2 separate regions of the Mus musculus genome follow, and region 2 is linked to region 1. The links are chromatin loops, found by intact Hi-C in ENCODE. Cell type or tissue: left cerebral cortex. All regions are shown on one strand. Links, peaks and the distances in the headings refer to the core of each region. The heading gives the core; the rest is flanking DNA.

What was found. A loop is a pair of places that touch in the nucleus more often than their neighbours do. Peaks named below come from ENCODE experiments on the same cell type or tissue, not always from the same donor. Only the 100,000 strongest peaks of a DNase experiment are listed, where the experiment ranks them.
Region 2: a loop joins it to region 1, with 10 times the contacts of the local background. A loop is called at or near these places in 2 of 42 quality-filtered maps.

What each region holds. Positions count from the first base shown.
Region 1 is chr2:114,651,490-114,659,092 of GRCm38, reverse strand. Dph6 (diphthamine biosynthesis 6) reads left to right here and starts at 4,129. Exons shown (of 9, transcript NM_025675.5): 1 at 4,129-4,262. The coding sequence starts at 4,240. In left cerebral cortex, for the core only: CTCF peaks have their summits at 3,718 and 3,918; DNase peaks (open chromatin) are centred at 4,088 and 4,404; H3K4me3 peaks cover 1,535 bases; H3K27ac peaks cover 1,479 bases.
Region 2 is chr2:114,792,476-114,800,078 of GRCm38, reverse strand. No RefSeq gene overlaps it. Among named protein-coding and RNA genes, the nearest start is that of Gm13974, 58 kb to the left of the region's middle. In left cerebral cortex, for the core only: no CTCF peak of the experiment used is centred there; DNase peaks (open chromatin) are centred at 2,620, 2,884, 3,202, 3,848 and 1 more place; H3K27ac peaks cover 823 bases.

The DNA.
Region 1 (7,603 bases), core at 1,447-5,446:
ACAATCCTTAAATGATTCATCAGGGTTCATTCAGGCCCTACTTTCAAGCTTCTCCGAACCTTTGCCCAGGCACAATAAATACCCTAAACCTTGGTGTTGCCCTGTCTGCACCACTCTACATGGTATCATTGGCAGAATTCCATCGTAGGCATGGAATCCCCTTGAGCTGAGTATTCACAAAAAAATCCCTCATTTCACAGAAAAGGAAGTACAGAATTGGGTCAGGTGCAAAGTATCTAAGTGGTACAATATTGTGTTTATTTAAATGAAGCTAGCCAAAGTCATATGTAAATCAGTAGCTCAGATGAGAATCTGGAAGGGTGCGTGGGGTGGTCATGCCTCAGGATATAGGCATAAGTGATAAATCAGATCTCTATGTATGACATACTTTAGGAGAAAAACATGGATCTGAGAACAAAAGGCTGAAAGGCACATTAGCCAAGGACCTACTAAGGAAACCTATTCTATACCTTTCAAAAGTTTTATCAAGATATTTCTAGGTCTTAGTCTGCAAAGAGGGCAGAGCAAGGATTCACTGACTTTCAGAATTCAGAGTCACTTTAAGTACTCTGCATGCAAGGACCTTCAAGCTGGAGTTACGAGGAGGAGTAAGGATTCTCAATTCACTAGGGATAAAGTCACGCACACGTAGAACCCAGATGATCCACTTGGTGCCCTTTTCCAATTGTACCTGTGAAATGACACATACAGCACACCAAGATTTAAAATAATCTACTGGGCAGTGGCTAAAACCCATTAGGAATGGCAGGTAAACCATAGAATGATACGATTAAGTAATTGCTGATGTTATGGGGAATGTGGTGTAGATAGAAACAGATATACCATGTAGACAGGTGAGGACTGGAATGAAGTACAATAACAAATGCTGCCACTTCTCCAGGTAACCTCCATTTCACAGGTCAGTCTTAGATAGATAGAAGGAATTACAGACATCATGGAGCAGCTAGATCTCCACCATTCTTGGCAACTGTCTTAGACTCTGATTGCGGTGCTTTTAGATCCACTACCAATGCCCCACCAGAGCAGACTTTTCTTGCACTGTCCTCAGACAGAGTGAGTACAAATGAGATATTAGAACTAGGCCACTGGAAGCTCACTTTGCAGTTCTTTTAACGGATTACTTTGGCTTAGGGTAAAGGTTTGTAAAAAAGGAGACAATACATTTGGCACTGTTATATGAGGTCATTTAGGAAATTCTGTTAGTTGAAAGGACTTCAATTGAAAGTTTTGAGAATTTTTTTCCTAGGGGTAAAATGCACAATACAAAGGATAACATAAAGGTGGCAGGGGGAGCAGGAAACCTCTGAAAACTGGCTGACCTTGGTAACGGGCCTGAGCATGTTATCCCCTCACTTATAGATAAGCCCCAGTATATACACATTATAATAAGTATCTTTGATGAGATTATCTTAGCATGAGGCTAAACACAGAGAAACAAAATGTAATTCTTAATATGCAGCTGTAGGGAGAGCAAGTTCTTTTCTCACCCTCTCTTGAAATGTGGCAAGGAAAAACAATTTTAAATGGTAGAAAATTTTTAAAAAAATGAGTCTTTGAGGCACTTGATGCTTATTTTATCAAAATAGTCCACATGTTAATTACTGATAATCTACACAGCTTTCTAAAATTGATGATAAACAGCTAGACTAACTTTCCTGTCATTGCTATTACTTCGAGTGGCATTTCCTGATTCTAGATAACTGGGCATCACCCTGACTGTCCAATTTGTCTTCCTCTCTGACCAACATAACCTCTCCACCAGTAAGGCTAACCTCTCATATCTTTGTTTGAAGATGTATCTGTTTCTCCTGTCCTTATCTTTCAAGTCCTATACTACTCTAACTACCCATCAGTTCAATGGACTCAACTCCCAATGATCTTGTCATATGTATTACATAAATTGTTACTTTCAAAATTTCATAGGCTGAAAAGCATATGATTCATAATGTATAATTTGAATGCTTTATCTCTAACCAGACACCAACATCTCAAATACTTAATTGATTTGGTAAATAATTATAATCACAGATTATTTTTTGCACACACGATTATAATACTGATACTCATAGCAAATTATCAATGCCATGATGACGCATACCAACTATTTGGAGCCATTGAAAGCACTTGTAGTATGGCAAGACGGATTGCTAATGTGTATCCCACACAATGTGAGGTGTCTCACACATCCTACCTTTAGTTCATGATATTGTTCTCATTTCTCATGGCTTTCTTTAGTAACCCATATCTGTCTATTCAACTATATTGACTGTTTTAAAAATACTAATTCTTTTCATGTTTTGCCAAATCCATCATCTTGTTTTTAGATCACATCACATCATCTCTCCTGGAACATTAAAATAGATTTCTTCCCTAATAGATGTTTTCAACATTGCAGTGTTATAAGAACCTGTTGTCCTTATAAAACCTTCAACCATACCTGTGCTATAAAGTCTGAGATGGCCTACACCACCTTGGATGATCTTCTCTCTCCACCACCCAGACTTCATCTTCCATCATGCATTCTGGTTACTCTTCTCCAGTTACCTGTTCTTTTGTCATCAAACCTTCAGTTCAAAACCTGTGCCCAATTCATGTCCTGCCAGCAGTCTTTAATTAAAATACAATTTTAAAAGCCAGGTGAAGGGCTGGAGAGATGGCTTAGCGGTAAAGAGCACTGACTGCTCTTCCAGAGGTCCTGAGTTCAATTCCCAGCAACCACATGGTGGCTCACAACCATCTGTAGTGGGCATCCAATGCTGTCTAAGGCTGTGTCTAAAGGCAGTGACAGTGTATCCCACATGTATGAAATAAATATGGCCAGAACCAGCAGGCTGGAAAAAAAAAAGCCAGGTGAAAGTAGAAATCAGAAAGGGAGATTTATTCAACATGGATACATTGGGAAGACGGATTTTGGGAGTTTGGGCATTCACTGGAGATATATATATGTATATATATACATATATATATATATATATATATATATATACACACACACACACATATACACACACACACACACACATATATATATATATATATATATATATATATATATGTATTACATGTATATAATGTGTATATACATAGGCAGTGGTGGCGCACACCTTTAATCCCAGCACTCAGGAGGCAGAGGCAAGTGGATTTCTGAGTTCTAGGCCAGCCTGGTCTACAGAGTGAGTTCCAGGACAGCCAGGGCTACACATAGAAAACCTGTCTCAAAAAAAAAAAAAAAAAAAAATATATATATATATATATATATATATATATATATATACATTCTTTACATATGAATAATATTCAAAGATGTATATGTTTAAGTTAGTTTAACTCACCAATAATGCCACGTGTACCCTCTATTTCTGCATTTTTTTTCTGTCTCTCTCTTTCTCTCTCTTTTGGTACAGTATTTTTCACTTTAACATACAATTCTCTTTTTAAATTCTCTTCTTCCTACACCTCTACACAAACTCCTTGTTCATGGATGTAGGTAGGCATGGTGGTCTATATCGTACACCAGTTGATCCCAGGAGCTCCAAAGAGTGCTTAGTACATTCAAATAACTAAGTACTGGCAAACGTATTTTAAATTAGATTTTCGTTTTGCTTTCTGGAGTGCAAGTTTTTCAGTTTCTGTATTGGGAAAATGCAAAAACACAGTATAGGAGGCGGAGGTCATGTAGCCTCACTGGTTCAATGGGCAGAGATGCAAACCTCGAAGTTAAAAGTGATCAGGGGTTAGTGGGTTTTTTTTTTTGGAGGGGGGGTAGGAAGGGCGAAAAGATTTCTTTCTTGTAGTTGACGAAGAGAGGAGAGAGACTAAATCCCCTTTCCAAGGTAGTGTTTCAAATCTTAGAACTTGTGACTTTGAATTTACTACCCAGACAATCCCAGCACCCTCAAGCGGTTTACCAAGGACCATGCCCTTCCCTTGGCAGCTTCACTGCCCTTACTTAGGTGGTTAGGCTGTGCCTAAACTTTTTTCTTTTTGTAAATTCTGAGCCATATATCCATGTATCAGGGAACAGATGCTGAGACTACCTAGCCTCTACACCCGGGTGTTCAGCAAGGTGCTGAAGGGGCAGTAGGCATGGTCGAGGGCAGGCAGCGCAGCAGACACCAGGTCGAGGACCGCGCGTGTAGGTCCAGTCGCCGCGGGATCCCGGGCCTGGCGTCTGTGGTTACCGCACGCACGCACGTACGCACGCACACTGCGCCCAGAATGAGGGTCGCGGCCCTGATCAGGTAATGAGGACTGGGGCCATCGCTTTACTCTTGGGCAAGGCTATATCCTGACGCGGCCACTGTAGAAACATCCGGAGCCACTTCTTGGGGCGCCGCGTGGGCCGGCCGGCGCCACGGCCACCGGAAGAGGCGGGGCGATCTGCTCGGGCTCCCTGGCCCCACGCGCCTCCTCTCTGGCAGCTTGGCAAAGCTAAACAGCACTAATTCCTGGGTCCTCCTCCTCCTCCGTGGGCGCATGGTCACCACGCCTGTTGGACTTTTATTTGCTCTGAACTTTGAGAGCCGCTGTTAACTTCACTTACTTGTTAGCAGTTTTTGTCCTCTATAATTCTCCTCAGTCTTGATCCTTTCCAGGAAGGAGGATTGCAACCTCACTCTCTTCTCACATCTCTGGCTTGCCGGGAGAGCTGTAGGATCCCCTAGATGGTTTGAGATTGCTTTGCTCCTATGTTGTCAGACACCTCCGTTGGAACTCAAGCTACTGACAGATGTATTTCCTCCTGGTTGAGTTGAAAATAAGCTAGGTTTTTCTAGATGCTCTGGAGTGCGTTGGATACAAATTTGCCTTACTGACCCTGGGCAACCCAAGTCATATTCCAAAAGTAGTTTGAAATCTAGTAACTTACTTAAAAGCCCAGATACTATAGCTGATAAGCAGAGCTATCCTTGATCTGTTTCAGTGCCTGGCAGTGATAAGGGGCATAGCAATATTAGTTTAAGACCCTTAAGTGTATTGTTTCTTGAGATTTAGACCTCAAAAAAGTGTGAATTCCACTTTATTGCTACAGTCTCTTTTTGTTAGCCTAGTGAAGCACACGTACACATTTGTTGTTAATGCCCTAGGTAACTGATGCTAGTTGACAGTGGGTGACAGTCTAGGTAAGCCAGTTTCTCTAGTGGCAGGAAAATGCCAGATCTGTTGATTCTGTGCCATTTTAAGGAAATGAAAACCCACCATAATTTAATAAATTTTACACATAAAGGGAATAAAACTTTAACCATCACGATTATTTGGTGAAGAGAGATAAAAATTAAATGTGAGCCAGGAAGGCAGCCATGGAACTTAGTTTACCGAAGCTCAGCAGGGTAGTAAAACATGTGAAACTGGAGAGAAGAAAGTCTCAGTGGAGTGTGTTCCTCAAAACACTCAGTGGATAGGAATTTAGAGGTGCTGTTTGAGAAATTATACAATTAAAAGCTGTATATTAGGAAATAAGAATGCACAAAATAAATATACATGTACTGTGTATGATTGTGTATAACATGGCCATATATTTAAGCTTCAGTTTGATAAATCTGTGTGCATTGTGTACCCACATGCATGTATTTGAATTTGTGTGTACAACAGTTGATAGGGTATGAATGTATTTCCAGGACAAAATGAAACACATTCTTTTATATCACTAAGTCAAAGACTAAAAAAAACTCAAAAAAAAAAAAAAAAAAAAAGATGTCCTGTTGAATGGAAGCTTGTAGATTATCTAGGCAGGCTATTTTAAATTTATTCTGAAGCATAGAAACCCAAATATATTGTGATTGCATTGTCTGCCTTTGGAATCTTCTGCCCGATCTGGGCTGCATTGTCTAGTCTCAAGAAGAAGCACCTAATCTTATTGCAACTTGATATGCCAAGGCTGGTTGGTCCTTAGGAGGCCTCCCCTTTTCTGCAAAGAAGGGGTGGTATGGTGGATGGAGCTACATGAGAGGGAGGTACTCATAGGAGAGGAGCGAGGAGAGGTGGCATCAGGATGCAAAGGAAATGAATAACATCATCATAATAATTAACAGTAAAAAATTCTTTGTTCCTGAATGCTTTTTGTTCTTTGAGTACTCTGTGTTCTGTAGAACACAGCTTGAGAAATACTTTGAAAGGATATTTAAAGAGTTGACATATTTTAAACCATAAAGTTAGGAGGTGATTATGGATGTTCACCCTTGAATCTCTAACGTATTTCTAGAGCATTTGTTTATTTGTTTTGGGGGGAACATAGTAATAGGATCCAATAGAGAAAGTTATGAAGACCTACTTTGGCGCATATCTGAAAAGATGAGGCCTGGGATTTATTTATTTATTTATTTATTTATTTACCTGACTGTCTTAGTCAGGGTTTCTATTCCTGCACAAACGTCATGACCAAGAAACAAGTTGGGGAGGAAAGGGTTTATTCAGCTTACATTTCCATACTGCTGTTCATCACCAAGGAAGTCAGGACTGGAACTCAAGCAGGCCAGAAAGCAGGAGCTGATGCAGAGGCCATTGACGGATGTTCTTTACTGGCTTGCTTCCCCTGGCTTGCTCAGCCTGCTCTCTTATAGAACCCAAGACTATCAGCCCAGAGATGGTCCCACACACAAGGGGCCTTTCCCCCTTTAATCACTAATTGAGAAAATGCCTTACAGCTGGATCTCATGGAGGCATTTCCTCAACTGAAGCTCCTTTCTCTGTGATAACTCCAGCTGTGTCAAGTTGACACAAAACTAGCCAGTACACCTGATCTTGTAAAACTATTTTAACAGAGCTTTCTTTCTTTTTTTCTTTTATTGGATATTTTCTTTATTTACATTTCAAATGTAATCCCATTCCACCTTCCCCTGCTTCTCTGAGGGCACTCCCCCACCCACCCACCCACCCACCTACTCCCGCCTCCCCACCCTGACAATCTCCTACACTGGAACATCAAGCCTTCACAGGACTAAGGGCTACTCCTCCCATTGATGCCCAACAAGGCCATCCTTTGCTACATTTGCAACTGGAGCCATGGGTCTCTCCATGTGTACTTTTTGGTTGGTGGTTTACTCCCTGGGAGTTTTGGGGGTTGGGGGTTGTCTGGTTGATTGATGTTGTTGTACTTCCTATGGGTTTGCAAACCCTTTCAGCTCCTTCAGTCCTTTCCCTAACCCCACCATTGGGGACCCAGTGCTCAGTCCAGTGGTTGGCTGCGAGCATCAACCTCTGTATTTGTCAGGTTCTGGCAGAACCTCTCAGGAGACAGCTATATCAGTCTCCTGTCAGTAAGCACTTCTTGGCATCCACAATAGTGTCTGGGTTTGGAGACTGTATATGGGATGGATCCCAAGGTGAGGCAGTCTGAATGGCCTTTCCTTCAGTCTTTGCTCCACATTTTGTCTCTGTATTTGCTCCGGTGAGTACTTTTTCCCCCTTCTATGAAGGACTGAACAAGCATCTACACTTTTCTCTTCCTTCTTCTTGAGCTTGATGTGGTCTGTGATTGTATCTTGGGTAGTTGAAGCTTTTGGGCTAATATCCACTTATCAGTAAGTGAATACCATGTATTTTTTTTTTTTTTTTTTTTTTTTTTGTGACTGAGTTACCTCACTCA
Region 2 (7,603 bases), core at 2,050-6,049, 140 kb before region 1:
TCTCCTTTACAAATTCAGTACACTATTTTGCACTACTGGATTCTAAATCTTAAATACGTTGTGTTGCATCCTTGCAGAGAAAGTGAATCTGGTTTATTTAAAAATTAATTCACAAGAGGTGAAGCTATAGCTTACTGGTAGAACACTCTATCTGTATGGATTGATACTCTGAATTCAACTCCATAATGCTACCAAGATAAATACTTATATACATGTATACATACAGAAATGATTTTAATTCAAGAATCAGAGCCAAGAATTCTCAATGGAAGTGGATCTTTGCCTTCACTTTGCCTTAGCAAGTTCCCTGCTTTTTATAATGACCTAGTCTGCTGAAAATTTTACAGTGTCACAGTAGCCTGGAATTTTCCAAAGTTGCTGCTAGTCTACTTCTGTATCTACTCTTTGTCCCATTCTATCATTTTGTGTTAAAATAGCCAGCTTGTCAAGCGCTTTGGCCTTTCAGAGATGAGCACCAGAAACCCAGGAATACATAGATGTCTTTCTATATAGGCTTTTTCATGCCAAATTTAGCTACAAGGGATATGAAAGGCAAATGTGTTGACAAATGACAAGATGTTACGTACTGTAAAAATACTATTTCGTGTACACCGCTTCCTGTTATGGTGCATGTATCTATGTTAAGTTTGTTCAGGATGAACTGCTTATTAAAAGCATCTTGCCTTTTAAACTCCTCAAGTTTGACTTTTGACTTCTCTAGAAGTAGCTGTGAAAAAAAACAAACCAAGTACTTGCCTCAAACTTTAGAGTCACAAATAGATGTGAGTTTCTCTTTGAGGAACCACAAATATTTTTTTATTAGATATTTTCTTTATTTACATTTCAAATGTTATCCCCTTTCCTAGTTTCCTCTCTGAAGATCCCCTATCCCCCTGCCCTTGCTCCCCAGCCCACCCACTCCTGCTTCCTGGCCCTGGCATTCCCCTATACTGGGGCATAGAAACTTCACAGGACCAAGGGCCTCTCCTCCCATCGATGACCCACTAGGCCATTCTCTGCTACATATGCAGCTAGAGCCATGAGTCTTTTCTTTGATTGGTGGTATAGTCCCAGGAAGCTATATTTAGTTAGGGAGTACTATTTAGTTCATAGAGGGCTGCAAACCCCTTCAGCTCCTTGGGTACTTCCTCTAACACCTTCATTGGGGACCCTGTGCTCTGTCTAATGAATGACTGTGAGCATCCACTGAGGAACCACAAATTTATATCTATATATCAGATGAAGCTTGGCCAGAAATAGGTTAAAAAAAATTCTGGTCTAACAAGTGAAGGATGACTCTCTGGAGCCATGATGAAGAGCATAAGTGCCAACCTCTGCTAAAATGAGTGTTCTTTGATAATGCTGCACAGATAGGCAGATGGCCATTTGAATTTATTGTCTATATTTCACTTAAGTCAAAATCTTTAGAGATGAATTTGGCATCGGAAATATCATTCATATTGGTGAGGCCGTTGGAAATGTGAACTCCCTGAGTGTTAATGTATAATTGATTCTAATCTATTGATTATCCAAAGTATATTATTGTAGTTCCTCTCTCTATGAGCGATAATAAAAGGAGCATGCAGTCCAATTTCTTCTGTAGCTAAATTGGATTATCTTTTAATATACAGTATGGAGTATTAAAAATGATGTAACCAGGAATTCATGTGTAATTTTTATTCTTCATCAAGCCTTGGCATACTTAAATCTAGGTTAATATACCATCACATGATCATAAGGGATGAATCAAGTTATATCTAGTAACCGCAAAAAATAACAGATGAAGAGACCGAATATAAATGTAGTCACCATGAACAACCAGGATTCTCTATAAAAACAAACATGCAAACAAAATAAACCAGGAGTTTGGAGTGTTTGTTTTTCCTTTTCATAAACTCATGTCAAAGAGTGCATCAGATCTCAGCTAATGTTATGAACAAAATGGCTCATTCTACCAGTGAGAGAAAAAACACTTAGGCTTATATGTGTTAATGCGAATTGCAGGTGTCCTGGTAGTTTTGTAACCTCTAGAAAGAACATGGCATGCAAGTCCATTCTGGATTAGACAGGTCACACGGTGAACACTACACTGAGTTCTAGGTCTGCCTTTGGGCACAATTCTGGACCAGAACTATCTGTGTTTGGCAGAAGTGCATGTCTAATGATGTTTTTCAATTGAATCCAAACAGAAGGAAATGGCTGGAGTTCTCAAAGTCCTCCATATTCTAAACGATGCAAGAAAGAGGCCCTCTTCCCTGTCTAGTCTGTGAAGGGCACTTTCTAGGCCTGCATTTTTTTTCTATTGCCTGCCCCAGCCTGCCTATCTATACCAAATTCTTTTCTGTTTGGTCTTCAGGGTGGGGATTCTGTTGAGGTCAGTATTTCAAAGCTTGATACAGGATGTCTCTTCAGCTTTCTGATTCCTGGCTCAGGGAAACTACTGATAAGCTAAGCCTTTGCTCTTGATTTCCCACAGAGATGAAGGGAAAAAAAAAGTCTAGCTGAAGTGACTCAGGAGAAATGGGTAGACTGTGTTTTCCCAGCTGAACGAGCTCCTCCAGCTCTCCCCACAGGCTTCACCCACAATGCACTCCCACACACCATCTCTGTCTCTCCCCCTACACACACTCTTTGGCTTAGGCTGCTCTTTTTTGGTCTCTAGCCCTAGTTATGACAGTTGATTGACATAGCTGGCACTTCCCCTAGTGTCTGGTTAGGCAGAATTCCCCATGGAAGGCTAGCATACAAAACAAAGAACAGATAGCAGTGCAGAGAGGAAGGCTGGATAAAGCAGAACCAGGAGAGGAGCAATATTGTTTGCTGAAAATATTTTTAAATTTTCCAAAAAGAGGGAGCAAACCTTTAAAAGATTGTTTGAATCATCTGCGGTGCCCCCCCTCCCCATTCTCTTTCTCGCCACCCCTTTATCCTCCCACAGACACACCGCTCTCTGGCTTCCATCTCTCCATCTGTTTTCTTCCTGGTATTTTTTTCCCCCTTCAGTCATACACTTGTTCTAACAGTAAGTTCTCCCTACTCCTAACCTTTGTTAGGGCTGAGTATTCTATTAGCTTAACTTGCTTTCTACTCAGACAGTAGAATTGTGGTGCAATCAAGTAAAATCATGAGGCATTAATGTAGCTCTCTTTTCATTGAAAATGCTTCCTTCCGGTGTTACCAAGAAAACCCACATGTTATGCTGCTCCCATTACCAGTAGTATGTGGGCAAAGACACTGTAAAACTCCGTCATGTGATAGCTGTCCATATTCTCGCACTACTTAAACATCTGTTGAGTGAGTCATTTCCCTCTGACATTCATCTACATGTTCTATCCTCAAAACACAAAATTATTGATCATTGAAGTGATTATAATAAATTAAAATGTCATCTTCATTGGGACCAGTATGCCTGTTAAAATTATCATGGCAAAGAAACACACATCAAATGATAGGAACTTAGGGCTTTTATGTTATTTTCTGATCCTATAACAAAGGACATTAACTATACTGCTTAGGGTAAAGGTCTTTGTCTTTCTGATGGGCAAAATTTGGCTTCTATTCCTCCATCTTTTTTCTTCCTGGTAATTCACAGTACTTCTAAATCTCCCTTTTCTTACAACTATAATTCAGTGCTTTTTATGCTGCTCATTTCCATGGGCTTGGTTTTTGGAAAACACAACTCCTTTGATAGCTTTTTAAATTTCACAGATTGGTCTCATACTATTTTAATAGTGTTATGTTCTGAGTCTGAATCACATTCTTTCTACTCCTGACCTTTATTAGGTAAGTGCTGGTTAGGGAAACTATGAAAGTTAAGGTCTGAGCTTGCATGGTGGAAATAGGTCCTTTGAGGGAAGACTTTGAAGGTTACACTGGGCCTGGGTTCTGCGTCCCTGCTAACTGGCCACTGAAATATAAATAGTCCCCATGGCATAGTTCTGCCACCATGAGCTGAGCTAGCTATCCTGCCATGCCTTCTGCCTGCATCACACACACACACATAGATATATAGATATATTCTTGACTTAACACTTGATTTATGGTCGGTTCATTCTGTGTGTTGTATTCACTAAAGAGACATGAAACAATAGGTCCACACAACAAGGTAGTCCTGGATTTTCTGACAGCTCCACTTATAATCACCTCAGATTAGGATCACTCTAATGCCCCTTACCCAGGTGACTGAATAGACTTACTTAGATATCTGAACAGCAGAATGTCATATAGACTTGAATAATGTTGAGGACACGGGACCCTCAAACTTTTCAGTCCTTAAAGTGAATAAGTCTTTCAAATGCATCTTTGACATTGTCCCCTTGTCTTCTGGGATCTCATCATCTAATTTTGTCTTAAAGCTTATCTATAGCCCTGACTCCCCTCTCCCCTCTTCCCTCCTTCTGTCTCTCTCTCTCTCTCTCTCTCTCTCTCTCTCTCTCTCTCTCTCTCTGTCTGTCTCTCTCTCTCTGTCTCATGTGTGTGTGTTCTTTTTCTACCTTTTCAACATAATTGGAAAATTCTGGAGTCTTCCGTTTACTACGGGAAGCAAACTGACAAAATCAATAAATTACATGCAGTAAAACCTTGTTTCAGTTGTGAAAATTACCAACATTTAAGTAGCAATTGAAGCTCCAGCAATAGATGGTGCAACTCAAGCAGAAAATGTAGAATTAGAAGAAATAGGAACAGAAACAATTTGGAGATTTTTGGTACAGAACTAATAGAGAAGCCATGAAATGGGTTAAGTATGAGAAACCAGAGAGTAAGGAAGAGGAGAAGAGCTCAGGGTTACAAATGGAATTGAAGAGGAGTTTGGCACCTGAGAGGGATGCTACATGATTGCTTCAAAGCACTTATGGGAGGAGAAGGAGGGCAATAAAAGGCAAGAGGATGATGCTTTCCAACAGCTACTTGGTTACAGAACAAAGAGAGAAGACGTGCTTTTAGCTATGTTGAAAAAGCAAGCAGAAGCAAAGATTCTGAAATAGCCATTCCGCATCACTAGAATTCTTCTGTGGAACACTTCTAAGATTTCCAGCATGCTTTGCTAGAAGCTCCTCTATGCCCTGGTTACACAGATATAAAAACCCCATCCTGCCTTTCCCATAGGATACTAAAAATTTAGTGAAGAGGCTAGGAAAATAGACCTATTTAATTATTAGTTATATTAGCCATGTTGAGTTGGCTGTGTCAGCACTGAACACTCAATTATAATCTAGTTGATAAAATTTAATCCTGTAAGTGATTTTACTCAAATGTCTGTTCTCTTTTCTATGTGATTAAATTCAGTTTTAAAGACTGTAATCAGGAGGCTAGGGAGATGATACACTGGGTAAAACGTTTGTTGCACAAGTACTGGGGATGTGATTTCAGACCCCCAGCACTCACACAGAAGCATACATTTAGAACACATACATTTATAACTATAGTGTAGAAGGAGTGGGGGAAGTTAGAGGTGGATCCAGGGAGCTTGCTTGCCAGGAGGTCTATCCAAAGTGTTGAGCACAGGTAAGAGACTCTGTCACAAAAAACAAGCTAGAGATGGGTAGAAGACACCCAATCTCTCTCTCTCTCTCTCTCTCTCTCTCTCTCTCTCTCTCTCTCTCTCTCTCTCTCTCTCTCTCCTTACATGTGTAAAAGTCAGTGAGCACATCCTTCCAACAGACACAGTAAGTATAAACAGCTTGTCTAAGGCACAACCCATTCATAGATGGCTCGCCATTAAGATGCAAGAGAGTCTAGACATCCAAGCATCTTTTTACTTGAACAACAAAGCACTATACTAAAAATACACTTACCATTATTTTAAAATAGCACTTAGGTTAAAAAATAAATCTATGTGATCAATTCCAGCAAGAGGAACAGGCGTGAAGCTGAAACCATTCTGCTACCAAAGTTTAGAAACAATGGGAACACATCCCTAAGATTTACCATGTATCTAAATTTGAAAAGTAACAAGCTTATGTCCCAGGTGACAGAAACGAGGAAACTGAAGTGCTCTAATTGTAAGCAGAGGCGCTGACTCTGCAGCAGCCTTGGGGTAGGGTCCTCAAACCTGGCAGCAGCCAGGGGCTTAGGGTTACAAAGCATGCTTAAAAACAGGTGACAAGACTATGGGTCTATGTGATGCTAGGACTTAGAACATAAACTCAGCAGCTTCAAAGCCACGGGCTCAGAGAAAAGGAGAAGGGAGATGAAAGTCCACCACTCTGGGGATATGATGAGGAGGCATGCCTCAGATTGCCAGGGAGAAGAAAGTGATTAATCAAAACTGCAAGCCAGCAACATGCACAAAACCAGCATCAGTCTGAAGCCACACTACCTTCACAGCTCAGGAGTTCCTCCAAATGAGAAATGAATTTTTAAGTTCTGCTTGAGCCAAAAGGTCTAAGAACAAGAAAAATCACTATAGACTGATATTTTGTTAAGTCCAGTAGTATTGAACATGTACCCAAACAAACACCCACCACCATCCACTACCACCACGCAAAATGAAATCACAGTTAAATCTTGTGAAACACAAGAGCAAGTGACAAAACTTGCTAGGATATGATTGTTCCCCTGTTGTGCCTTAGGCTTTAGACTTTGCCCTTTCATGTTTGCTGTCTCCTCTCAAAGGCAGGTATCTGTACCTTTGCCTGAGGGCTTCCTCTAAAGCAGCAGCAGAAGTTTCGCCTATAGCAGACTTCACAGTTACAAGGAACTCTCTCCACCAGAGCAGCCCTCATCCAGCAATCACTACATCCACGGCCCTCACTCCTGCTCACGGGAGGGACCAGTGGTGATGGGACTGAAGCTTGCCTCTTACATTGGTTGCCATCCTTTGCCTGCCAACAAAACAGGGGTATGATTCTTGTTAAAGTTGATCTGACACTGGAGTTGAGAATCAATCCTGCAGTAGTGGAATCTCATTGTGGGACAAATCTAAAGCGTTAGAGAAAGAAAAGAAACTCTAGTAAGCACGTAAACAGCAGAAGCACACTCATAAAAGAAATGAAGAAAAGTTGCAAAAGAAAACCTGCAGTCCTTGATCCCCCTCAAGAAATGGTGTGAATAAGAGATGTGAATACCCGAGAGTCAAGGAATAAAAGAACGACTCTTGGGAAATTATCAAGAATAATAATAGGACTAAAAAGAGGAGGGGGGATACAATAAAACATCTTACTGAAGACTGTACATGTATACGATGGAAAAAGTTAATATTATAAATTCATTTTTAATAAAAGTCATGAAAAATGTGAAGAGAAGGATAAAAGTTAGGGGAGGAAGCCAAGAAGGTAAATGCAAGTCGGAAGATGATTTTAAGGTGTAGCAGTGGTTAATTAGAGCCCAGTGGTGGGTTCCATGCTACCCACCCCAGCATTCTAGGTTCCCAAATGAAAGCCACACAAAGCCTTTACTTTTTGATTTGCCTTAATCATGTCAATGGCTGGTCCACTTCCTCACCTCCATCTGACTAATCCACCTCTCTCCAATAAACCCGAGTTGTTACTTACTAAATCCTATGTTCCATCTTGGCTTCCCTGGACCCAGGTGTGCAGCCCTGTTGAGCTGTTCTCCCTGGCTCATGCATGGTGGCTATGCTCTCTATCCCTCACCTTCTCGG